Regions from separate parts of the Homo sapiens genome. Here regions 2 and 3 are each linked to region 1. The links are chromatin contacts, found by Hi-C in ENCODE. All regions are on one chromosome and are shown on one strand. Each heading gives the region's core, a stretch centred on a gene start or an enhancer-like site at or near the end of the contact. The rest is flanking DNA. Distances are from core to core; before and after follow the strand shown.

Region 1 (4,893 bases), core at 2,173-4,672:
CTAATGAGTGTAATGAGATTACATGCCTGATGGAAGCATTTGTGCAAAAGCAACTTTCGTGTTTAATGAGGCCCTAATAAAGGACAAAATCGAATTATTTTCTCTCGTTCTGAAATTCTGTCTCCAGTGTGAAATCTTCTTTTAGGAGGAGTGGAGGGAGAGGGCGCGAAGGCTTAAAAGGGGTGAGAGGGTCCACGGCCAAGGGGCTCCCGGGAGCCTTGCGACCCAGAATCTCCGCGTGTCTGGCCAGGCCGCGCTGCGGGGTCGGGCTCGCGGCCTCGCTTTAATTGCTCTTGGACGAGGTCCATGGCACCCGCGGCGCGCGGGGAACCCCTCGGTGGGTCTGAAACTAGGTTAAAGCAATTAGCATGCTGCCAACATATTGTCCTGCGGCAGGGCCGTGAGTATTAGAGGCTATCCGCAATTGTACCTTCGCCCACCAGGCCGCTGCGGCCCACGGAACCACACCCCGCCTGGGCCAGGCCTGCGCCGCACGGGGCTACGGTGCCACGTCAATGAGCGCGTCTCCAGTCCGCGCTCGCGCCAACGCCATCTGCGCGCGCGCCAGGCCTCAGGGCCCAGTGCCGGCGCCCCGGCTCTGGCGGGCAGGGGAGGACGCCCCGAGAGCCCGGGAGGCGCTCTTGGCCACAAAGGAGACAAACCCAAGCCTGGACTCCCAGGCTTTCTGGCTAAGCGACCTCGGCCGCGCCCTCGCTCTTCTCCCCTTCGCTAGGGGGCTACCCTACGCCCCCCGCCTCAGGCTCGCCTTCTCCCCAGGTTGCTGGCCGAGGAGGGCCAAGTTCTGATGAAGGCAAAACGAACTCAGTTTTGGAAGTAAGCCTGTTGCGAAGGTGGCAGGGGTAGCGGGCGGCTTCTTCCTACCTTACCTAAAAGACCCTGGATTTTGTTGAGTGGCCTCCGAGTGGTCTCTAGGCTTTGGCACCGTAGCCTGTCCCATCTCCTTTGTGAGGAGTAAGCCTGAGTTCCAGGTACCTGATGCTGTTGCTGCCGAAGAGGTTGGTCACAGGGCAGCTCAAGAGTAGCCCCTTTCCCAGCCAGTGGAAGCAGAAAGGCCCATTCGCTTAGCCCACTAGCTCCCTGCTCCCACAGTGCACCGCGCGCTCACTTTTATACACCAGGAATAGACAACGTAGGGGTGACCTTGGGTAAGTCAAATGTCATCTCTGAGCCTTAACTTTACCATCTGCAAAATGGGAACAATAAATACTCCAGGATGTATTTGCATAGGGTGTTTGGAAGGTGGCCCAAAATACAGACAAAAGTTGCTGTGTAGGGCAGGCGACCTAGATGAAGTGCTGTCATAGAAAGTTGAGGTCTAATCCTCTAACCTACCCACCTTTAGGCTAAGTCTGAAATGTAGTTTCTTACTAAAAAGCTACACTTTGAGTCTCTGGTTTGGTTAATTTTTACTAAGTTAATTCTTTTTAAAGAGTATCTATCAAATCATGTACTCAAAAACCTTCAGGAAAAGGTGTAAATAGCATTTATTGACAACGCTTAGAAATAAACCATATCTGGCAATAAATAAGCAGGACGTTTTCTGGCCAGAGTTCTCCCAACAACACAGAGTTCAGGAAAATCATAGGCTATTGCATATTTTCAGAAAATCAGGATAAGTTATATAAATTATATATTTAAAAAGAAATCATCTATTTCATCAACTCAACAGGATAATAAATAGATAAATAATAAACAGTTGATTGCCATTCGAAAAATTTGATTCTTAAATTACATTTACATTATAGATATTTACATGTACAATATGCACAGAGACATAATCAGATCTTCAGCCGAGTCTGGGACTTCTCAGGACACAAACTCAAATGGTGGTTCGTTTTCTATGTTGTTGAAGGAAGATTTGCTGTTGAGTTTTCTGGGGTCCTCTGGGGTCCAGACTTTGGCTGTTCGGATAATATTTTGTTCCTTGAGTTGTTTTTCATCAGTCCATGAGAGAGAGTGTCCTGCTAGGGGAGGGAGGCCATAATCAGGGTCGCTGGGGGAGGGGGACCCTGGACAGGTGAGAAGAGAAAACAGACTGTGAATATCCAACCACATTCCCATTGGTCCCATCAGGTCCTTTAGGACCCTTTCCTGGGTGCTCTCCGGTTATACTAGAACCACCCTCTTCCTCCACACTTCAAGTCCCCACCGTCCCCTCCCAGGAATCCGAGGAGCTGCAAGTCTGGCGGGGACGCGCGCCCTTGAGAGCCGCGGTCAACGTGGCAGAAAAATAAAAAAAAAAAAAAAAACGAGAAACGCGAGCTCGCATTCAAGTTTTTCCGTGCCCACCGACAATCCGTCGGTCCGACTGTCTGCTTGGCAGTCAGCTCCCCCAGCCCCTCCGGAGCCTTCGAGTGCCCGACCCCTTCTCCCTGAGCTGGGAAGCGGAAGCACTTACGGGTGCCCCGATGGCAGATGATGACCTTCTGGGCCTGGCTGCCCGGGCTGTCCCCGCCCAGGCGCCCGCCGCCGCCCGGCCCCCCGCAGCCGCCCGCGCCACCGCCGCGCAAGGGCAGGTCGGCCTGCACGAGCTCGCTGAGGAAGTTGATGTAGCCGATGGCCAGGCGCAGCGTGTCCACCTTGGAGAGGCGCTTCTCGTAGGGCAGCGTGGGGATGTGCGAGCGCAGCCCCTCGAAGGCGTCGTTGATGGACTGCATGCGCCGCCGCTCGCGCACGTTGGCCGCCTGCCGCAGCTGCTGCAGCTCCGCCTCGGAGCGCACCCGCCGCCGGCGCCGCGCCGCCGCAGCCGCCGCTCCGCTCAGGCCGCGCAGCCGCGCCCCGGGAGACAGTACTGCCGCCCCGGCGCACGGGTAGGCCAGGCACGAGGGCGGCGAGCCGGGCGAGTAGGGGAAGCCGCCTGGGGGCGCCCCCGTCTCGCAGCAGTAGCCGCCGCCGCCGCCGTCGTCTGGCTCACCGAGGCCCCCCGAGGACGGCGGGGCGAGCGCTAGCGGGGCGGCCGGGGGCGCGGGCTGCAGCAGCAGGCACGCCCCGTCGCGGTAGCAGTACTCGTGGAGCTGGTGGCTAAGGAACTCCACCTCGGCCTGCTCGTCCGCCAGCAGCTCATCGCCGTCCTCCAGGGGGTCCCGTGAAGACTGGTCGGTGAAGAAGTCGTCCTCGTCGAAGTACGAAGAAGGAAAGGCGTCTAGGCCCCCGGGGAAGTGCTCCAGCAACACCGCGTCCATGCTCGCCGCCGCAGTGGGCAGCGGGACTGCCGGGCTGCGCGTGTTAGTTCTTGGTGAGTTTCTAAGGCCCGTCCGAGCCCCTCCCTCCCGGGGCCCTGGCTGGGGGCAGCTAGGCGGCCGCCGGGCTGCCCGCCCCCGGGCCTCCCTGGAGTGCCCGCGGCCGCTGCGCTCTGGCCCGCGCTCGCGCTGCGCTGGGGAGGGCTGTGGCGGACTTCCTGGAGCTGAGGGCCGGCACGCGAGGATTCTTATAACAACATCCATAGGCGCGTGCCAGGGACCCATCGCGCCAGCCAATCAGAGCGCGGTGTGCCGGCGGCGAGGGGGCCCGGAGGCGCGGCGGTGGGCGGGGGTGGGGGGCGTTTTGCTCCCTTTGGGAGCTCCTGGGGCGAGGAAAAGGCGGGGTCGCGCGGCCCGGGGCTCCTCGCACCGCTCTCTTCCCTCTCCTCTGCCTCTGCATACTGGATTCTGTACCTGCCCCGCGTGCGGCTCCAGGGGCACCTGCGTCCCGCGGTGCCCGCTGCGTACCCGCGCGCGCTGAGCAGCGCCGGCTCCTTCCGCCCTGGGACTGGGGCAGCCGCGCGCCGCGTCTACACGCGGCCAGAGAAGTTCCTAGGGGTGCGCGCCGGTGGCCCAGACGGCGAGAGCGGAGCCCGCGCGGCGATCGTCCTCCTCCGCGGCAGCCTGGGCAATCTAAGGGTGCTGCCCTCAGGGACCAGGTGGGTGCATTCCGCCACCCCCTTATCCGAGGTGCGCGGGGCTCCGGCCTGGGTTCTGCTGGGGGCTTCTGTCCCATCTCTGGACTTTTCAAGGGCTTTTGCACAGTTTGCAGAGTATATGCGGGTGTCATTGGAAGGTGATCCGGGCCCACTCCCACTGCGTTCCAGACGCAACACGGGGGCTGGGAGCGCACCTATGGGACTCCGCTCTGGAGCCTGGCTGTGGTGCCTGGTGCGGGTCCCCAGCGACATCGGCTCAGTGGCTGCCTCCCCTGCCCTCCCCGGCCCGGAGAAAGGAATGGGGAGACGGGAGGGGCAGCCCCCAGAGCAGCTCAGCGGGGCGCGTTTCTTCTGAGAGCAAATCTAGACCCTAGGGATTCTGAGCAATAAACTGGATACAAAAGGAGTCCATTGAATCGTCTGCTCCGGCGCAGTCCGGAGGGAAGGCATTGAAGTTAAAGGGCAGAATGTGAATCGTTTTCAAAGCCCGAGTCTCTCACCTTTCCGACTGGCCACAGGGACCATCCCTGAATGACTTGTTTTTTTCTTTCTCGACCTTTCTTTTCTGAAAAAAAAAAAAAACACAAAACGTATGCAGCTCTGCCCCAAGACAGACTTTATCACAGACTGCGATGCAACGTGAATTCCTCTTTTTAAGAGCAACAAAGAAACACTTTCAAGGTCTGGGCAATTCCGGTTAAAAGCCAGGCTGCAGCTTCCACCCCGGGAGAGTTCAGAAGCGCAGCCATCGTGCGTATTCTCTCTACAGAGGACTGAAAGGAGTCGTCCTCCTGGGCCGCTTCCTTTTTCAGGCACTTGTCTCACTAGAGGCTTCTGTTGGGTATTCAGACGCCTCTCAAATTCCAAGTCATGCCTCTTCAGATTAGTGATTTAAATACGCTTCTTGGTTTTAGACATTGCACTGTAATTAACTGAATTGAGAACAAAGAGTTAAACCAAAAGATATATAAGGT
Region 2 (4,944 bases), core at 459-2,958, 3.0 Mb before region 1:
TGTAAGTGCACGGGGGTAAAACTCGGCGCGCGGGTTTCATGTGAATGGAATCGTTCTCTTGTGCAATTGCAGCTACAAATCACTCTCGTGATCTAAAGACCTAAAAAAAATGCAATTCTGAATTCTCGGGCACGGTATTTGGAAACTGAGTCCCACCCGAGGCCCCAGCGGCCTAGGGAAGCCAGCCGTCATCGATTCAGTGAGCGCACGAGCGCCTGGATCGTCGGCCACCCGCCATCCCAAGGGCCGCGCTGGGGGAAGAGCGCCACGGCCTCAGAGCCCTCTTGGAGCTCCGAGGCCAGGTTCGGGGGCTTGGACCCAGCGGGCAGGTCCCGCATTTCTCGCTTTTATCTGAAGATTCTGGCAGGTCCCGCCTCCGCTGCCACCTCGACGCCCCTGTCCGGCTCTCAGCGCCGGACCCGCACCGGCCGCGGTGGGCGGGGCAGAGAGAGGGGCAGGGGCGCCCCGGGGCTCCCCGCTGAGTCTTTACCTGTTGCATGGAGAAACGCGTAGTTGACATCCACTTTGGAGCAGCTGCAGGGCTTCTGGTCGCAGGCGCAGGCGGCCTTCCGGGCGGCGGCCCGCGGGGGTTGGCTCCCGCCGCTCTCCGCCGGCTTCTCGGCGTCTCCGTAGAGCAGGGCTGGGTAAGGACACCGAACGCGGGCCTCGTCAATCCTCCGCCGGGCCCGGCTCCCTCGCTCCCGCCTACCCGCAGCCAGGAAACCCCGACTCCGCTGACTGGGATGCGGAGGTGAGAAGACTGCTTGGACCCCGCGGGCCGACCTTGGCCGCCCCGGTCCCTGGGCACTCACCGCACAGTTTGTTTCCGATGCCGCCCGTGAACTTCTGAGCCACTTGGCACCAGGCTCGCGCTGCAAGGAAGAATAGGCAGGCAGACAGCGAGGCAGAAAGAGAACAACAGACGGACGTGTGAAATTTCGTTCTATGTGAAAATCAATCAGTCCGGGGTCCTAGGAGGGGCCGCCTTCCTCCTGGGGGCCGCTCAGGACTCGGTGAGGCCGGCAGGTGCAGAAGGCAAGCGGGAGGCTGGCGGCCCGGGCCAGCCCTCATTTCCTTTATCTGTTTCCCGAGGAGAAGCCCACACCGCTGCCCTTCCAGGTGCCAATCGGCTCAGGCAAATTCCTCTCCCTGCCTACCTTGGACGAGTTTTCCTAAACACTGAAGCTATCCATTTTTTCGCAGACTGTCTTTCTAGATAAAGAAATCTCTCACCTTTCCCATTTTTTTTTTCTATCTTCACGGTCACTCCGTCCCACCCCAGGGTCCAGACACCCGGATCTTAGCAGCGCCCCAGGACCACGGAATTCCATGTCCCCGAGACACCGCGGTCTTTGGGGGGCTCTTCCAACCTTCTGTGGAACGGGCCTGAGACTATTTGGGCGTCTTCCCAGGGTACAAGAGGCTGTAGAGGTCTTGAGCTCTTGGGCCGTCAAGGACTTAGCCCAAAAGCAGGGAGAAGCGCCCGAAGAAGTTTCCTGTTGCAGGTGGAAAAACCTCCTTCGTCTTCTCCGTAGTTCCGCAAACCCCAGACCACCGCAAAACTCGCCCGCCGCAGGCCCCCGTTCTCCTTCCTACCTGTGCCGGGATTCTCGGAATCCCCAGAGCCATCTTCCGACCCGAAAGACCAAAAGCCAGAGCCCGGAGATGCCATCGGCTTTGGAGACTGGAGCAGGTCGCCTGCGAGTGCGAGCTGCGGGCGAGCTGCCTCGGGCTTGGCCCTGCGCGCGCGTGCGTGCCCGTGTGGCGGGAGGAGGGCACCGCGCGGGGACCGGCGGGGCCGAGCGGCGAGGGCGGGTGTCACGCAGGAACAGAAAACGTGCGTGTCTGTGCGTGTGTGTATGCGAGCTGGAGACAGGGTTTAGGGACGTGGCAACCCTTTGGAAGCCGGGGAGCTTTAAAAGAGACCGGGACTACCTAAGGGTCCTCGGAGCCCGGACTCAGGAAAGCGCGGAGAGCCCCAGAGCATTTGAGGGAAAGGGAGCCCAGTGGGGATGAATGAGGGGGCGGCGGAGGAAAAAAACACGAGAGAGGGAGGGAGCTGAGTCGTGAGGATGCGAGGCAGACCATGCACGCCAGCTGGAGTCAGAGTGAGGGGGTGGGAGGCGTGCCAGCGCGTCCTCGGGCGAGCCAGAGGCGGGAAGTGCGGGCGGCCGCTGTCCCGGGTGCTGCCACAGCCGCTGCGCGCCAGCGTCAGCGAGGGGCAGACTGGGGAGACCTCGGCGAGGCGGGAAGCGTGGCCCAGAGGAGTTTTCTGTGTGCATCGATTGGGGTTTTGTTTGAGGTCTGGCTCCAGCTGAGGGGAAGGAAGCGGGGTTCCCGCGCCGTTTTCCTCCAAGCAGGTGCTGAGGTCACTGCGACCTCGAGAGCTCGCGCCCCGGGCGGGCATCAGGCGCCGTTCACGAGCCTGGGGAGGGGACGGCGGGGGAAGGGCTCCTACCCGCTGATGGGCTCATTTCAGCGCCTTGGTAGAACCTGACGCCTGCCTGCTGAACCGCGCCGTACCCGGGGGCGCACCGTTCCTGCGTAGCCAAGGGCTAGATCGCGGGACCCACCGTCCAGGCTCTGAGTGACGGCTGGGGAGAATGACTGCTGATTGAGGCAATTAAAATCCACGCTGGAGTCTACTGAGGACCTCGGGCTGGGGAAAAAAAAATAAAACGAATGGAAACTTCTTGGAAGAGAATGAGGCAGAGCGGCCAGAGTCGGCAGGATTGATGGCGGGTGGGGGATGGAATCAGGGCATTTGGTGACCTTGGCCCGCGGAGGCGTGGAAGCGCCCGCTGCTTGCGTGTAAGGGGGATCTGTGTGCGCCTGGGAGGGGAGAACAGGGTTTCCAACTAAGCAATCTCGGCTTTACAAATCCGAGTAGGAAAGAAGGCATCGCCTGCAGGGCCCTCGTTTTAAGGGGCTTCAAACCAATGCCCCCCCTCGCCCCCAGAGAATCTTCGCGGTAGCGGGTGACCCGGAAGCGCGAGATTGGTTCTCTCTGAGGCGTATTAGGAGGCGGTTTCTCTTTTTCTAATAAAGAAAGGAGGAGAAAGTCAGAATCGTTCTGATGATTTCCTTTCTACAAAAAGCTATTGCAGACAGGGAGGACGCCCTAAGGATTGGGAGCCCTTTGACAGTTTGCGCTGCGTTCTCCTGGCAGTGGAGATGAACTTCAAGTGCACCTCGGAGCTCCGGGGCTCTGGGGGAGACGGAGGGAGGGAGAGAGAGGAAAGGGCTGAGGTCGGCTTCCCGAGGCGGCTGCCTTCCCCGCGCCTGGCCAGAGCGCCTGTCATTTCCATTGTGTTCACAAGTCGTTTTATTTCTCTGACCTCCTGAACCAGCCACCAAAGCTGCTAACAAAGCAGAGACCCGGGGATCCCGTCTGGGCGAGCACCCCTCGACCCTCGCTTAGAAGGGACATCCTGGGGCCCATGCTGGACGCATACAGGCCCAAGTCCTGTGTGCTCGAGCATAACTGTCCCTGGTCAATTCTCTCCACAAAGCGCTGTCTTCTTCTCGCGTGCCTGAGTCCAGGGGTTCCCTGAGGAGTCATGGGATCCACACTATGGCAACTGGGCCCAGGCGCCAGGATGAGAGCAGGAAACCAGTCGGGCGTTGATAGCGTCCTGCCGAAGGCTGGCACTGAGCGTGCTAGGTGAAGTCTGTTCCAGGCTGTGGGAGCCCGGGTGGTCGAAAACTCAGGGCTCAGTTTGGCTCCTCTTTCTTGCTCTCCTGGCTCTGACACTCTAGGTCACCACAATAACAACTCCGGAAACCTAAAGACTTGTGGTTCAGCCATCTGCACTTCAGGCATGGCAGCTCCGCAGCTCTCTCCAGCCTCGCAGAGGCTGGTTCTTTGTTGAAATCCATATCAAATCCTGCAAAGGTTTTCCTTCAAGCCAGCAGTCTAGGGTTGCAGAACTTTTCTACTATGGATGAGTGGTTGAAAACATAAAGGTTCTTAAAAGCAAGCGTTTAAATCACACAAAACCCCCAAAGAAGAAACGGATTAAAACACCTGAATTTAACTGATTTTTTTTTCTTTTTGGTAAAGCAATGGCTTCAAGTGCTACCGTTTAAACTCCATTAAATCCCACAGCTCTGGAGTACTTTGGATCTAATGGTGATATTTACATTTTTTATTTAAACACACCCTACTTCAGATGCAGATGGAGATCTGATTTGTCTTTCCTGAAGGCTGTCCCTCCCTAGACGGTAATTTGCTTTGTAATGACTTTCATTTCACTAAAGAGCCCATTCCCCCTCTCCGGGGCTTGGGGTTGGAGATAACAAAAGAGCTCTGGGAGGTAATAATTACAGTCATTAGTTCACAAAGGAGGCAGCCAGTGAATGGGAAGGGAAGGCGGCCGCTTTGGAAGGCCCTTCCTCAGATGAGGGGCGAGAGACCCAATCCTCCGACTTGTAGGGACAGTTTCCTTAGGTGTCTGGTTTACCAACATATGGGTCTCAGGCTGACCCAAAGAAGAGTGTCTGGCACACATTTTCCTGTGTCCTTCCCGTGCTTAAATGTCAAAGGACAGAGAAAGAAGGGAAGATGGAAAGAAAAAGAGGAAACAACCACGGAAGAACACAAAAATATTGCAACCAAGCATTCACCAAGCCTTTGCCATTCTCTTTTCTATTCTCACTTAAAACATTGGTGCAGGAAAAATTTAGGGAGGGAGTCTGTTGCCTCCCTCCATAAATTCTCCCTACACCAACAGAAATAACAGAAGGGGCTGAGTGCCAGGGCTCTTGTCTTCAGGGGCCACCCAAGAAGGACGCCTAGATTGAAGGGTGGCCAGGCAGAAAAGCTGAGCTTAGCTTACTGCTCCTTACCCCTGGCCCCTGCTCCGCCCTCCCCACAAACCCAGGCCTTCTGGAGGCAAGTGGACAGGCAGCTAGAGGTGGAAGGGGGCCAGGCCACTTTGGGCT
Region 3 (4,553 bases), core at 1,995-4,494, 4.6 Mb before region 1:
CAGCTTTGGGTGGTTCCTCTGCAGAATGTGATTGGGTGGAAGTGGCTGAGAGGGACTTTCGCTTGTATTCTTCTTTGTTTGAGAGTGGATTTATGCAAAAGACCCTCCCTGTAAGAAGGCGTTATTCATTCTGTGTTATTTATGGAACTAAAATTAACTTATAAACAAAGCAGAAACACCTTGTGAGATCCTTCGTGGCCACTCATTCTACTGCTTAGCTCACAGTGTTTCTGCAGCGGTATGTCTCACCACTTGTTCTGTTGTTCCCCTTACACACTCCAGTATGTATCTCTGCCATCAAACTGTCCACGTGTGAGCTGAACCTGCTATTTGTTCATTAACTTACTGTTTTATACCATTTGAGCAGGAAGTTGTAGTCATTCTCTGGCTTTGTAGTTTGCTTTATTGCTCATAAGTAATAACTGGAAAAAGGAGTTTTAAAACACTCATTATTTTCAAACATTTTGACTAATATTTATTCTGAAATGTCAGGGTAATTTGGTAAAATATCAAAATGCTAAAACTGAAGACTTATTTTTTTCTTTACCAGAAAGTAATAATTACATATATTTATAACTGCAGAGTCCAATACAATGAATTAATATTTCTTTCAAATGTTCTTACTTAACATCTTTCTAGCTTTAGCAAAGCAGTATCTTACTTTCACATTAAAAAAAAGAAACCCTTCATAATAGTGTAAGGCAGTTTGTGGAAAACTTATTACCGTCATTTTACACTTTACTAAATTCAGGCTAAACCATCATCAAATTAACCAGAATTAAGATTAGGGCTCAAGTCTTCTGACTTCTGGTCTAAGTTGTTGGGTGTTTTGGGTTTTTTTTCCCCCTGCATAAGGCCATCTTCCACAAACTACATATGCTTTCTTAAATCTTCTAAAACTTTCTGAAACTGGAAGCTTTACTTCTGAGGATTATATATAGCATTTCATATACTGACATTGGATATAGCACAAGAGGCTGAGTAACATTTATTTTAGAAATAGGTGTAATTTAATAATGAATGTATTTGAAGTGTGGATTAAAATGAAGACAACACTTCCCTTTTGCATAGAGGATAAAACTTGCAAAAATAAAATAAATGCCCATTGGTATATTACAGAGGGATATTTCACACCATTTCACTTCTAGAATGGATCCTTCACTCTTCTTTCATTTTTAAATGGATTTTAATTATTAAATCATAGTCTAAGGGAATTACCATATGTTAATTTTTTAGTGAGTTGAGGCTTACTCAAATGTATTTTATTCCTATATCAAATGAAAAGTATTTTTGCATTAAGATTTTTGCTGTATATTTCATTTCAGACTTTAAGAAAACAAATATTACATGTAAGTATATCTTAAAAGCGCTCTAAATGCATTTTTAAATTGAGTAAATATAGTTAAGTACTAAAACAACAAAATTCATTTGTCCTATACTAACATGTACTATAGCATATAGCTCAAAAAGTTAGTAGAATACTGGGAAATTGCAAGTAACTGTATGATGCCTATTGCTTTACCTGGGACAGCTGACCAAAAAATGTTTCAGGGGTATGTTAGAGCTAATTTCATTACAATTCCCGGTGACTAACACCACTGATAGAGACCATAAAAGAGAAGGTGGCTCTTTTGTCCTATGAATTATCAATTAGATCTGCTTCTGTGGTGAAATTTGTTAGCTGAAAATTGATGGCTGAAACCTTAGGATTTACCCCTGTCTTTAAGCTCCTACAGCGAGGTCTGTAGACCAGAAGCCTGTACTGAACTCACACCACAAGGGCAGCGCCAAAGACAAGATGCAAGCGCTGCAACAGCAAGTTATATAACAAAAGAGAACCGAGGACATCAGAACGTGCTCCAATGATACTTTGTATCTTCCTGGTGCGCAAAAATGTAAACCGGCCTTCCTTTATGGTTTACATTGTACCCCTGCACAACGGTTTGCTATCGCGTAATTTGGGAGGTGACACATATGAAATTTGAGGGTGTGATTAGTCTTTAAAATAATAGTTTTGGTATATATTTTAAGCACTTCTAGCGACCCCCCCAACACACAAACACACACACACACACGCGCACACACACACACACACACGAAGAAGATGCTAAGGTGGGCCACTGCCCCGGCTCTGGCCAGCCGCATTTAGAGGGGAAAAGGACAAATGGCGCTATTTCTTTAAGCTTGGTGGGGGGAAATCTAAGTTTGTTCTTTAAAAAGGGCGAAAGTTCGCTAGGACCACAGGGCCTTCGGCGAGAGCGCAGGCAGCTTCGTGTTGGCACCTTGGGGATCTTCTGGGCTGCCAGAAGCTCTGAGCTTGCAGTTGCACCTAAACCGCCGCTTTCGCTACTTATATTTGCGGTAATGTTAGGAAGCAAAGTATCATCAATCAGAGAATCTGGTAGCCATTCTCTCTCTTTGCCCTGTGTCCCAGCTTGTGATTCTTCTAAGTTCCATCTCCTTTGCTGCGTGCAGATCCTTGGCTTTGGGCGCGCTTCCTCTTCTGCACTTGGGCCACCGCGGGTTGGCCACCTGGGCTGAACTCATCCCATCCTTGCTTTCCCCCATCCCTATACCCAGCGGCGAGGGCAGCCTCACCAGCCCTTGCCCCGGAGGTGAATGTGTGCCTGGCTTTGACTGAGACAACTAGGACCCCAGAAGCCCAGTGACATCAGAAAAGAGGCTCCTGGGCACTAGCACTTCCCGCAATACGCTCCAGGGCTGTAGGTGCAAAACGGAGCTCTAACTTCCCTCCAGCTAATCGAGAGGAAAATACAGGGCGCGTCACAGTGGCCTCTCCCGCCTAGCCACGCGCAGTGAAATTTCCGGCAATCGGGCCAGCTAAGACACGGGATTTGCACCGCAGCCTCTCAGCTTCTGGAGCCGGAGCCGAGCGCTCCCGGCAGCTTCTCCAATTTCTCTCCTAAAGTGCGAAGGGAAAAGCCCCGTCTGCTCCACGACTGCAAGGCCGGCGGATCTGGGAGCCGCGCCCGGCTCCGGAGGACTCGGCGGGCCCGGGGCTCCCCGGCAGCGGCTCCTCTGCTAGGGGTTAACAGCAGCCCCCGCGGCCGGGCGGGCGCGGACGCTTCCTCTCCACCCGCCCGGGAACGTGGATACCGCGCCCGCAGGATGTTCGCCGGCTGGGACCGGCAGTCAGGAAACATGAGAAGGCCTCGCTATTCCTGTTCCCGGGCGGCGCGCGCCGGGCTGGGTAAATAAAGCCGAGACGACGGCGGTGGCGGTGGTGAGCGCGCTGGAGCCCGCGTGGAGAACATGCGGCGGGGATGGGAGTGCGCCTAGTCTCGAGGCGGGAGAGCCAGCCGCCCTGCAGCCGGCCGTCGGCCCCGCAGCCACAGGTACAGCCCCCGCGTCGCCGAGTCTCAGCCGGCTGCGGCGGAACGCCAGGCTCGCTCTGGCCCCTGCGCCCTGGGCGCCGGTGCTCTCCCGCCCTTCCCCCAACTTCCCTCCAAGGTCTGGTGGAGAGGCGCTCGGGTAGCGGCCAAGGCTGGCCCAAGGGTCTGCGCGGAGCTTGGGAGCCCACCTGGCCGCGCCTCCTTTGCTTTAAAATTATTCGCCGGCGTTGGGGGAGGGGGACACTTCTGCAGGGAGTGACCTCCCCGGCCACAGTCTGGAGTGAATCGGGGTAAGTGATTTGAGAAGAGGCGCGGGTGGCCGCGCGCGGGAGTCCTGGGAGGGTCAGCAAGTGTGGTTCACACGCCCCCGGACCCCTTGCGACAGGACAGCGCTCGGACCTTTGCCATCGCTTGCCTCTGAGCCTGCTGCCTGCAGACCTACAGCGCGCCGGGTGTCTGTGTCTGCGATCTCTGCGTGGGCTTGGGGCTGCCGGGGAAGTGTCCGAGGTGGCTAACCTCGTGATGACTTCGCTAGGAAAAACACGTCGTCGCATCTAGGAGGACGCGCTGGGGTGGCTCGGAGAAGGCCGGGCCGGGGAAGGGTGTCTTGTACAAATAAAGCAGCATGAACACACATCCCTAAGGGCATGATTTTAAAAGAAAACACCAACGCGAGTCTTGACTGTAGAACAGGGGCTGCAAGCACGAAAATTCTCTTTGACACTTATCACCGAGGCTATGTGCACACCCCAGGCACGTACCTGTCTGCGCGGGAGGACGCAGTCCTAGGGGACACACGACATCCAGCAGAGGTCTGACTTCACTTCCCTACGAACACAGACCGTAGCCGTCGTTTGATCGCGGTGGTCACGCGTGGTCCTAAATGTCACGCGTGGCCTCTGCTGCGGTGGCCGAAGGGCGGGGCGGGGGCGTTGGCGAGTGTGGGCGCTTGGCGAGGCAAAGGGTGTGTGTGTGTGTGTGTGTGTGTGTGTGTGTGTATGCGCGCGCGCGTGTGTTAGTGGAGTAGCAGCCCATGCCGCGGCTGGACGGGCAAAGGGGGCGCTGGCAGCGAAGCTGAGGCCGCTCGGAGGAAACGGGAGCTGTCCCGAGGCGCGAGGCGAGGAGATGGGGCGGGCGAAGTCCGCCGCGCGCCTTGGGGCTGTAACTCTGCGGCTCCGCGGCCGCGCGGACTTGCTCCTG

What was found. Hi-C counts contacts between places; a loop is a spot of excess contacts on that map. Pooled maps may share reads with other maps.
Region 2: a map of naive thymus-derived CD4-positive, alpha-beta T cell shows a loop between it and region 1 (18-fold over the local background). The contact joins the promoter of GAD2 here to the promoter of PTF1A in region 1. A Hi-C loop is called at or near these places in 1 of 168 maps with a recorded cell type or tissue (naive thymus-derived CD4-positive, alpha-beta T cell), 3 of 37 single-sample maps with no recorded cell type and 10 of 50 pooled maps.
Region 3: a map of naive thymus-derived CD4-positive, alpha-beta T cell shows a loop between it and region 1 (16-fold over the local background). The contact joins the promoter of MKX here to the promoter of PTF1A in region 1. A Hi-C loop is called at or near these places in 1 of 168 maps with a recorded cell type or tissue (naive thymus-derived CD4-positive, alpha-beta T cell), 3 of 37 single-sample maps with no recorded cell type and 6 of 50 pooled maps.

Annotation. Positions count from the first base shown.
Region 1 is chr10:23,190,841-23,195,733 of GRCh38, reverse strand. It overlaps PTF1A (pancreas associated transcription factor 1a), which reads right to left and starts at 3,422. Exons shown (of 2, transcript NM_178161.3): 1 at 2,420-3,422; 2 at 1,489-2,030. The coding sequence starts at 3,203. The coding sequence ends at 1,828. RefSeq lists an enhancer at 1-533.
Region 2 is chr10:26,213,538-26,218,481 of GRCh38, reverse strand. GAD2 (glutamate decarboxylase 2) reads right to left here and starts at 1,708. Exons shown (of 16, transcript NM_001134366.2): 1 at 1,597-1,708; 2 at 813-872; 3 at 491-640. The coding sequence starts at 1,672. RefSeq lists enhancers at 1-384, 2,994-3,560, 3,561-4,126, 4,127-4,694.
Region 3 is chr10:27,744,510-27,749,062 of GRCh38, reverse strand. It overlaps MKX (mohawk homeobox), which reads left to right and starts at 3,244. Exons shown (of 7, transcript NM_173576.3): 1 at 3,244-3,356. It overlaps MKX-AS1 (MKX antisense RNA 1), which reads right to left and starts at 4,448. Exons shown (of 2, transcript NR_121652.1): 1 at 4,115-4,448. RefSeq lists an enhancer at 3,163-3,753.